Linked DNA regions of Homo sapiens: region 1 is linked to region 2. Evidence: read pairs that join two places in POLR2A ChIA-PET (ENCODE). Cell type or tissue: OCI-LY7. All regions are shown on one strand.

Region 1 (5,000 bases), 81 kb after region 2:
TAGAGATCTGCCTGGCCAACATGCCGAAACCCCATCGCTAGTAATACAAAAATTAGGCAGGGCACGGTGGCTCATGTCTGTAATCCCAGAACTTTGGGAGGCTGAGGTGGGTGGATCACCTGAGGTCAGGAATTCAAGACCAGCCTGAGCAATATGTTGAAACCCTGTCTCTATTAAAAATGCAAAAATTAACTGGGCGTGGTGGCAGGTGCCGGTAGTCCCAGCTACTCAGGAGGCTGAGTCAAGAGAATTGCTTGAACCCAGAGGGTGGAGGTTGCAGTGAGTCAAGGTTGCACCACTGCACTCCAGTCTAGGCGACAGCAAAACTCCATCTCAAAAAAACAAAAAAACAACATTAGCCGGGTATGGTGGTGGGCACCTGTAATCCCAGCTATTCAGCAGGTGGAAGCAGGAGAATTGCTTGAACCTGGTGGGGCAGAGGTTGCAGTGAGCTGAGATTGCGCCATTTCACTCCAGCTTGGGCAAAAGAGGGAGACTCCATCTCAAAAAAAAAAAAAAACAAAAAACAAACAAACAAAAAAGGCAATTGTACATACCATACGGTAAGATCATTGTTTGAGGCCAGGAGTTCAAGACCAGCCTGGGCAACATAGTGAAACCCCGTCTCTAATAAAAACACAAAAATTGGCCAGGCGCGGTGGCACGCGCCTGTAGTCCCAGCTACTTGGGAGGCTGAGGCAGAAGAATCGCTTGAACCCAGGAGGCGGAGGTTGCAGTGAGCCGAGATCGTGCCACTGCACTCCAGCCTGGGTGACAGAGCAAGACTTCATCTCAAAATAAATAAATAAATAAATAAATAAATAAATAAAAATAAATAAAAAAATTTTAAAAACCCCACACGTGTAATCCATATGTGCATACTGGTATTTTAAAACATCACCAACATATTAACAGTATTTCTCTCTTGGTGTAGGATTTAGGTGATATTTTACTTTCTTCTTTGTATCTTTTGCAATTGTTTGAAGTGGAATTATTCATAATGAGTATGCATTGTTTTTATAAAAACATGAAAGTTATTTAAAGTAGTCTATGTTTATATGCACATATACACGGAGTTAACCTAGATATACACAAAACGAATATACACACAGATATACAAAGATACATATAACAATAAGATTATAGGAGAAACAGATTATAGGAGAAACCAAAATGTTAACAGTGTTTATCTGTGAATGGTAAAATTATGGGTAACTTTTCTTTCCATTTATCCATGTTTTCCTTATCTCTTACAACATGATTATATTACTTTACATTAAAAAGTGTTTAATTTCAGAAATATAGTTATAAAGTTGTGTAATAACATGGAAATGTGCTTAAGCTGTAAAATTAAATGAAAAGTAAAAGCGGGATATAAAGGGTACCTGCATTATGATCACAACTATATAAAAACAAAGTATGTGGCAAAAGCTGAAAGTGAATATGGAAAATAATCTCGAGTATGAAATTTCAGGGACAAGGCATAATGCAGAGAATTTTCCCATTTGTGGGAAGAGAAGTCTGTGACCTTATAAAATTGGTTTTTTTTTTTTTTTTTTTGAGACGAGGTCTTGCTCTGTCCCCCAGGCTGGTGTACAATGGTGCGATCTCAGCTCACTGCAACCTCCAGCTCCCGGGTTCAAGCGATTCTCTTGCCTCAGTCTCCCAAGAAGCTGGGACTACAGGCTCGTGCCACCACACCCAGCTAATTTTTGTTATTTTTAGTAGAGATTGGGTTTCACCGTGTTGACCAGGCTGGTCTTGAACTCCTGACTTCAAGTGATCTGCCCACCTCAGCCTCCCAAAGTGCTGGGATTACAACAGGCATGAGCCACCATGCCCGGCCTATGTCCTGTGTTTTTAATACACATTATTGTATCCTCACAACCGATGAAGTAGACAGTATTATTATCATTTTATAGGTTAGGCAGTTCAGACACAAAAAAGTCATATAAACAGTAACAGTGCCAGGCTTTAAACCTGGGACTCTGTGACTTCAAAGTCCACATTCTGCTGTTTCATACCATGAATAACTAGATGTGGGTGTGATAAAAAGGTGTAATTATGAGTGGCCAGGTGTGGTGGCTCATGCCTGTAATCCCAGCACTCTGGGAAGCTGAGATGGGAGTATCACTTAAGGCCAGGAGTTCAAGACCAGCCTGAGCAATATAGTGAGAAGCCATCTCTATTTAAAAAAAAAGGTTTTGGCCGGCGTGGTGGCTTATGCCTGTATTCCTAACACTTTGGGAGGCCGAGGCAGGTGGATCACGAGGTCAGGAGTTTGAGACCATCCTGGCTAACACAGTGAAACCCCGTTTCTACTAAAAAATACAAAAAAATTAGCTGGGCATGGTGGTGGGCACCTGTAGTCCCAGCTACTTGGGAGGCTGAGGCTGAAGAATGGCATGAACCTGGGAGGTAGAGCTTGCAGTGAGCCGAGATCATGCCACTGCACTCTAACCTAGGCAACAGAGCGAGACTCCATCTCAAAAAAAAAAAATTATGAGTGATTTTTCACCCTACCTTTGAAGGCTTCCAAAACACAGTTGTCAGTAAACACAAAAAGGATAATAGTATTACTAATAGTGTAGTCTACTTCTTGGTCCAAAATAGAGAAGCAAAAATTATCAAGAAAACAATGAAATAAACATCAAAGAACTTTCACTCTTGACTAATTGCAATTAGCAGAGGTTAAAACCCCAGAAAGTCAGGAGTTAATGAGATGAAAGTGAGGGCTGAGCCCTAGTCGTGACGAGATAAAGGGGGCTATTTCAGAAGTCACTGTACTGGGAATGAATTCATGGCAGTTACAGATTGTGGGGCAGTAGTAGCAGCACTGAAGTATTCAGCTTTGAAAGGCAAGTCCCTGTCTTGAGGAGAACAGGCAGCTTTTGAGGATTAAAGTGAGTAGGCCATAACCTGAGCATGTGAAAAAGACAAGGATTTAGCTTTCAACTTGGAACATGCAGTAATAAGGGCAGGTGGATGCTGGGATGGAAAAATCTAGTGGGAGAGGTAGGAGATAGAATGCTCTCATGGTATGCGTGGCCTGGAGGACTTTGGCACTCCTGAGTTATAATTATTAGTCAGGACAAAAGCTCAGCCTATAGAGAAAAACCTATAACCAAAGAAAGGGAGGTTAGGTGAGCATAATTCTGAGATTGCATTTCAGTGAAGCTGGGTCTACTTGGAGATTTTTAAGGGTTCTCAAAAGCAATTCAACTTCTTCAAGTCTGTGGCCTCAGTGAGGATCTCTGTGAGCCCCTGGCAGTAGTGCCCTGAGGACGGCAGGGGTCCCACTATAGCACTACTCAGGAAAACCAGTACCTTCCACCTTAGTGGACTGCTGCTTCAGCTTTAAGTTCTTTGCGTGGGTCTTCCCCAGGTAGTGCGACTGGGCCACGACAGGGGAGGAAAAGGTCATGTTACAGATGGGGCAGCACTGGTTCTTGTCTTTGCTTCTGCTGCTCTTCTGGTTGGAAGAAAGAACACAGGTCTGATCATACCACTGCCCCACCAGAAAATCTTCAATGGTTCCCCACTGCCCATAACAGAACAGGCATTTATGGCCCCCCTCACACATTAACCCCAACCTACTTTCTAGATTCTTCTCCAGCTACTTTGTCCCAGACTCTACTCACCATCCCCCACTTTATTCTCTGATGCTTCCTTGCTTTGCTTTGGCCATTCCTGCTGTCTAAAATGTGCTTCCTTCCTTTCCTGCTTGGCAGCGTGTCTGCTTAGCCTTCAAGACCCAATTTAAATATAAGCTTTTCCTCTGGGGGACTTTCTCTCAAAAAAAAAAAAACATCATTCAGTAAACAACTGTCAAGTCCCTTTGTGTATTCCAGGAAGAATTAACCCTGCTCCTCTTCTGTGCTCCCAGAGTACATTAAATAGACCTCTGTCATACCACTTGCCACCCTAAACTGACAGTGTCATAGCTTAGGAGACTTTTCTGTGAACTCAAGTGTGACATTGGAACACGGACTATTTGACTCATTTTTGTTTCTTATCCTTCACACCCAGCTGGAGTCTGGCACACAGTAGATGCTCAGAGTTTGCTGAACAAGTGGACCATTAGGTTTTTTTTTTTTAAGACAGGGTCTCACTCTGTTGCCCAGGCTGGAGTGCAGTGGCACGATCTCGGCTCACTGCAACCTCCACCTCCAGGGCTCAAGCAATTCTCCCACCCACCCCTGCAAGTAGCCAGACTACAGGAATATGCCACCACACCCGGCTAATTTTTGTATTTTTTATAGAGACGGGGTTTCACCATATTGCCTAGGGTGGTCTCGAATTCCCAAGCTCAAGCAATCCGCCTGCCTCAGCCACCTAAATTGCTAGGATTACAGGTATGAGCCACCGCACCCAGCCTCCCATTGCGTTCTACTTGTTGATTATGATTAGGCTAGGAAACCATGTATTTCAAGACTACATAAAGGGATCCCAGCATCTCTCTCAGAAAGCCTGATCTCTGAATAGGGTGCAAATATGTAAAATAACTTGCCCAGGGTCATAGAGTTTATCTTGCCTTTCTGAATTATAAATTGTGAGAAAAGGGCCAGGTGTGGTGGCTCATACCTGTAATCCTGGTACTTTGGGAGCCTGAGGTGGGAGGATCACTTGAGACCAGGAATTTGAGACCAGCCTGGGCAACAAAGCGAGACCCTGTCTCTACGAAAAATTTTTTAAAAAATCAGCCAGGCGGCTGGGCGCAGTGGCTCACACTTGTAATCCCAGCACTTTGGGAGGCTGAGGCAGGCAGATCACTTGAGATCAGAGGTTTGAGACCAGCCTGGCCAACCTGGTGAAACCCTATCTCTACTAAAAATACAAAAATTAGCTGGGTGTGGTGGCGCGTGCCTGTAGTCCCAGCTACTTCAGAGGCTGAGGCAGGGGAATCGCCTGAACCCAGGAGGTGGAGGTTGCAGTGAGCTGAGATCGTGCCACTGCACTCCAGTTAGCCAGGCGTGGTGGTGTGTGCCTGTAGTCCTAGC
Region 2 (5,000 bases):
CACGGATTTCCCCAAAATTGAATCAGTTTTCAACTTAAGATCAAGGAAGGCCTGACCACATCTGAGACCAGGCAGCCCTCCAGCAGTCTCCTTCCTGCCCCAAATACCAGGTCCTGTCGCTAACCTGAGCCTGTACGCCCAGCCCCAGCCCGAAGGACTCAAGCATCCACCTTTAAGTTTTCTTCTTCTTAAACCTCCTTCTGAAGCTTGGTATGGTGGCCACTAATCCCTGCCCTCCTGCTCTCACTTCCCCCAACTGCCCAGTGCCAGGACAAGCCACATCCTGTCCAGCCTATGCTCATGCCAGTCACTCTGCCTTTTCCCCTGGGCAGACTCCATTCATCCTGTTTAGAAGACTCCTCCTCCTGGTAGTCTTCCCACCCCTACAGGCAGCCATTTTCCCTGAGTCCTGGTAGTAACTAATGGCTTCTAAATCTGGTCTCATCCAGTTGGACAGTCACTTCCAACAAGACTAAGGACATATACTCTCTGACCTCCAGTGAACAAGCCCAGACCGTGAAGCTCAGAGTGAGTGCTCCAGAAACATTTCATGATGCCTGATCTATCCCCTCCTCTCCTCTCCAAGCCTGTGTCTCCATCAGACAGAATTGTGGTTTCAATAACGGACCAAATGAGTTGTACAAAACTCAGATCCTCCCAAAAAGGATTCAAGATGTTTGAGGAACAAACAGCCTTTGGTGCCAGACAATGCTTTACAAAGCATAAGAGGCCAGGTACAGTGGTGCACGCCTTTAGTCCCAGCACTTTGGAAGGCTGAGGCAGACGGATCGCTTGAGCCCAGGAGTTCAAGACCAGCCTGGGCAATATGGCTAAACCTTGTCTCTACAAAAAATACAAAAAGTAGGCCAGGCGCTGTGGCTCACATCTGTAATCCCAGCACTTTGGGAGGCCAAGGCAGGTGGGTCACATGAGGTCAGGAGTTTGAGACCAGCCTGACCAATGTGGTGAAACCCCGTCTCTACTAAAAATACAAAATTAGCCGGATGTGGTGGCACACACCTGTAATCCCAGCTATTCGGGGGGCTGAGGCAGGAGAATCGCTTGAACCCAAGAGGCTGAGGTTGCAGTGAGCTGAGATCGCGCCATTTCACTCCACCCTGGTCCACAAGGCGAAACTCCATTTAAAAAAACAAACAAACAAACAAACAAATTATCCTGGCATGGTGGTGTATGATTCGCACCCATAGTCCCAGCTACTTGGCAGGCTGAGGTGGGAGGATCGCTTGAGCCCAGGATGTGGAGGCTGCAGTGAGCCATGTTCATGCCATTGCACTTCAGCCTGGGTGACAGAGTGAGACTCTGGCTCCAATAAATAAATAAATAAAAGTATAAGAGACCTTATGACCAGGCTCAGTGGCTCATGCCTGTAATCCCAGCACTTTGGGAGGCCGAGGAGGGCGGATCACAAGGTCAGGGGTTCGAGAACAGCCTGGCCAACATGGTGAAACCCCGTCTCTACTAAAGATACAAAGGATTAGCTGGGCGTGGTGGCACGTGCCTGTAATCCCAGCTACAAGGGAGGCTGAGGCAGGAGAATCGCTTGAACCTGGCAGGTGGAAGTTGCAGTAAGCTGAGATCCCGCCATTGCACTCCAGCCTGGGCTACAGGGCGAGACTCCGTCTCAAAAACAAAAAGAGCTTACGTGACCTGGAGTCAGATGGATACAAATTCAAACTGCAGCAGGGCCATTTACCAGGAATGTCATTTTCGCTCTTTGAGCCTCACCAAATGGGATAGCTATGAAGATAAAATATTCAAAGTACGTATAACCTGGCCCTGGGCCCAGCACAAAGCAACTGCCCACTGGGCACCTCCTTCAGGATGCCCCCAGGTTCCTCAACCCAATTATCTGTCTTCTCTCTCCCACCCCAATCCTGCTCCTTCTCTAGGCATCTGATTTTGTTGGATGCACCCCCAGCTTCATATCAAGCCAAGCACTTCTGAACCTACTGATTCAAAACGGAGGAAGAGAAAGTGAGAGAATGCTGGGTTCTGGCAGTGCTTGGATCAGGGAGTGGAAGGAGGAGTATGGGGAAAGGGGGAGGTCTCCAGCCAGTGGCCAGAAAGGTGGCTGCACCTCCTCCTGGGTGAGGATTAGGGTTTATAGCTCACCCACCCACACCTACCCCTTGTTGCCCCTCAAAGAGAAGATATCCTATTTTACAGATGAAAACAAAGGCTGAAAAGCAGCTCATGAAATCACTGCTCTTGCTAGTGGAGGAATGACAAAGAGTTTGTACCCAGTAGTTGCTCAATAAATACTAAAAGGGCTGGGCGTGGTGGCTGAAGCCTATAATCCCAGCACTTTGGGATGCCGAGGTGGGTGGATCACTGGAGGGCAGGAGTTGAAGACCAGACTGGGCAACGAAACCTCATCTCTACAAAAAATTAGCTGGGCGTTGGCCGGACACGGTGGCTCACGCCTGTAATCCCAGCACTTTGGGAGGCCAAAGCGGGCAGATCACAAGGTCAGGAGATCAAGACCATCCCGGCTAACACGGTGAAACCCTGTCTCTACTAAAAATACAAAAATTAGCTGGGCGTGGTGGCGGGCACCTGTAGTCCCAGCTACTCGGGAGGCTGAGACAGAAGAATCGCTTGAACCCGGGAGGCGGAGGTTGCAGTGAGCTGAGATCGCGCCACTGCACTCCAGCCTGGGTGACATAGTAAGGCTCTGTCTCAAAAAAAAAAAAAAAAACCCAGAGGCCAGGTCTGGTGGCTCACGCCTGTAATCCCAGCACTTTGGGAGGCCGAGGTGGGCAGATCACTTGAGGTCAGGAGTTTGAAACCAGCCTGGCCAATATGGCGAAATCCCCTCTCTACTAAAACTACAAAAATTAGCTGAGCGTGGTGGTGCACGCCTGTAATCCCAGCTACTTGGCAGGCTTAGGTAGGAGAATCTCTTGAAGCCGGGAGGCAGAGGTTGCAGTGACCCAAGACCACATCAGTGCACTCCAGCCTGGGTGACAGAGCGAGATTCTGTCTCAAAAAAAAAAAAAAAAAACCCTCCAGAGCTGTAGATTCAGCTAGCTTGATTTATAGAAAATGTGTCTGAAATGGCAAAGGCAGAACCCATCATCAAATCCCTCAGCCAGGCTGGGTGCAGTGGCTCACACCTGTAATCCCAGCACTTTAGGAGGCCTAGGTGGGTGGATCACGAAAGGTCAGGAGTTTGAGACCAGCCTGACCAACATGGTGAAACCCCATCTCCACTAAAAATACAAAAATTAGCCAGCCATAGTGGTGCACACCTGTAATCCCAGCTACTTGGGACGCTAAGGCATGAAAATTGCTTGAACCCGGGAGTCTGAGGTTGCAGTGAGCCAGGATCACACCACTGCACTCCAGCCTGGGCAACAGAGCGAGACTTTGCGTCAAAAAAAAAAAAAAAAAAAAAAAGGCCTTCAGCCAACTCAGATTGACTTTCAGTCAGAAAAGATCTGACTTTGTTTCTCATGAAAACCAGTGTTAGGCTGGATGTGGTGGCTCACGTCTGTAATCCCAGCACTTTGAGAGGCTGAGGTGGGTGGATTACCTGAGGTCAGGAGTTCAAGACCAGCCTGGCCAACATGGTGAAACCCTATCTCTACTAAAAATACAAAAAATTAGCCCAGCATGGTGGCAGGCACCTGTAATCCCAGCTACTTGGAAGGGTAAGGCAGAAGAATTGCTTGAACCCAGGAGGCAGAGGTTGCAGTGAGCTGAGATCACATATTGCACTCCAGCCTGGGTAACAGGAGCGAAACTCCGTCTCGGAAAAAAAAAAAAAGAAAGAAGTAAACCAGTGTTCCAGTGTTAGTATGCATCCCTGTGACAGCCATCCCCTGCTGGATTCTAATTCTAGAACAGACAGACAAGATCAGAGCGTAGCCCGAGTTTGTTGGGTAAGGCCTGGGAAACTCTGCAGGCTCCCCAGCACCCAGTCTCTGAGGCACCCCGCCCCCCACCCCCGCTGACTCCGAAGGAGATTCACTTGGGTGAGATATGGCTTTTCCCTCCTTAGTGAGAAACTGGGAGAAAGAAGACCGAAGAGATGTGATTTCTCAGGCCCACCGAGGACAAATGGAAGGTGCAGTCTGGGAACTTGTTCTTCTAACTCCAGCCATACTCAGAACAATCTGGAAAATCTTCATATCTCTCAGGCAAAAACTTTAAGCAAAAACCGAGATTGGAAAACAGGGCTTTGTAGAACAAAGAGAGCAGCTGTGAGTGGGGGATAGCGGGACAGGGCTTTTTCCAGAGATATAGTTGGCCTCTCTATCACAGGGCCTGGGTTTGCTGTTCCCTCTGCCACCCCATGACTCCTCCTGTCAATCAGCTGGAGTCCCTCCTCAAACAGGTATTCTTTGGCCCCTCCCCTGGCTCTAGGAGCTCCTATCAGGTCCCAAGTCACTCTAGCACATCTTCCTGTTGAATTGCCTTAGAGCTATTACCACTCTCTGAAATTACCTGATGTCTTTCCTATTTATTTCTTTATTTTCTTTTTGTTGAGATATAATTATCATACCATAAAATTCACAAAGAGTACAATCCAGTGGTTTTGGTTTTTGGTGTTTTTTTGAGACAGGGTCTCACTCTGTCACCCAAGCTGACGTGCAGTGGCGCGATCTTGGCTCACTGCAACTTCCGTCTCCCAGGCTCAGATGATCCTCCCACCTCAGCTTCCTGAGTAGCTGGGACTACAGGCACACGCCACCACTCCCGGCTAATTTTTGTATTTTGTACTTATTGGCCATTTATAATCTTCTTTGGAGAAATATCTATTTAGATCCTTTGCCCATTTTTTAAAAATTGGGTAATTTGTCTTTATTGTTCTGTTTTGTTTTGTTTCAGAGTCTCGCTCTGTCGCTCAGGCTGGAGTGCAGTATCATGATCTCGGCTCACTGCAACTTCTCCTGCCTCAGCCTCCTGAGCAGCTGGGATTACAGGTGCTCATCACGCCCGGCTAATTTTTGTATTTTTAGCAGAGGCGGGGTTTC

The links. ChIA-PET counts read pairs that join two places held together with the same protein. Peaks named below come from ENCODE experiments on the same cell type or tissue, not always from the same donor. Only the 100,000 strongest peaks of a DNase experiment are listed, where the experiment ranks them.
Region 1: POLR2A ChIA-PET joins it to region 2 with 5 read pairs; 3 of 35 experiments call an interaction of 5 or more read pairs at or near these places.

What each region holds. Positions count from the first base shown.
Region 1 is chr5:177,042,861-177,047,860 of GRCh38, reverse strand. It overlaps ZNF346 (zinc finger protein 346), which reads right to left. Exons shown (of 7, transcript NM_012279.4): 4 at 3,328-3,472. Among named protein-coding and RNA genes, the nearest start is that of ZNF346, 23 kb to the right of the region's middle. In OCI-LY7, no CTCF peak of the experiment used is centred here; no DNase peak of the experiment used is centred here.
Region 2 is chr5:177,123,981-177,128,980 of GRCh38, reverse strand. No RefSeq gene overlaps it. Among named protein-coding and RNA genes, the nearest start is that of NSD1, 7.3 kb to the left of the region's middle. In OCI-LY7, no CTCF peak of the experiment used is centred here; DNase peaks (open chromatin) are centred at 4,380 and 4,980; H3K4me3 peaks cover 1,322 bases; H3K27ac peaks cover 2,259 bases.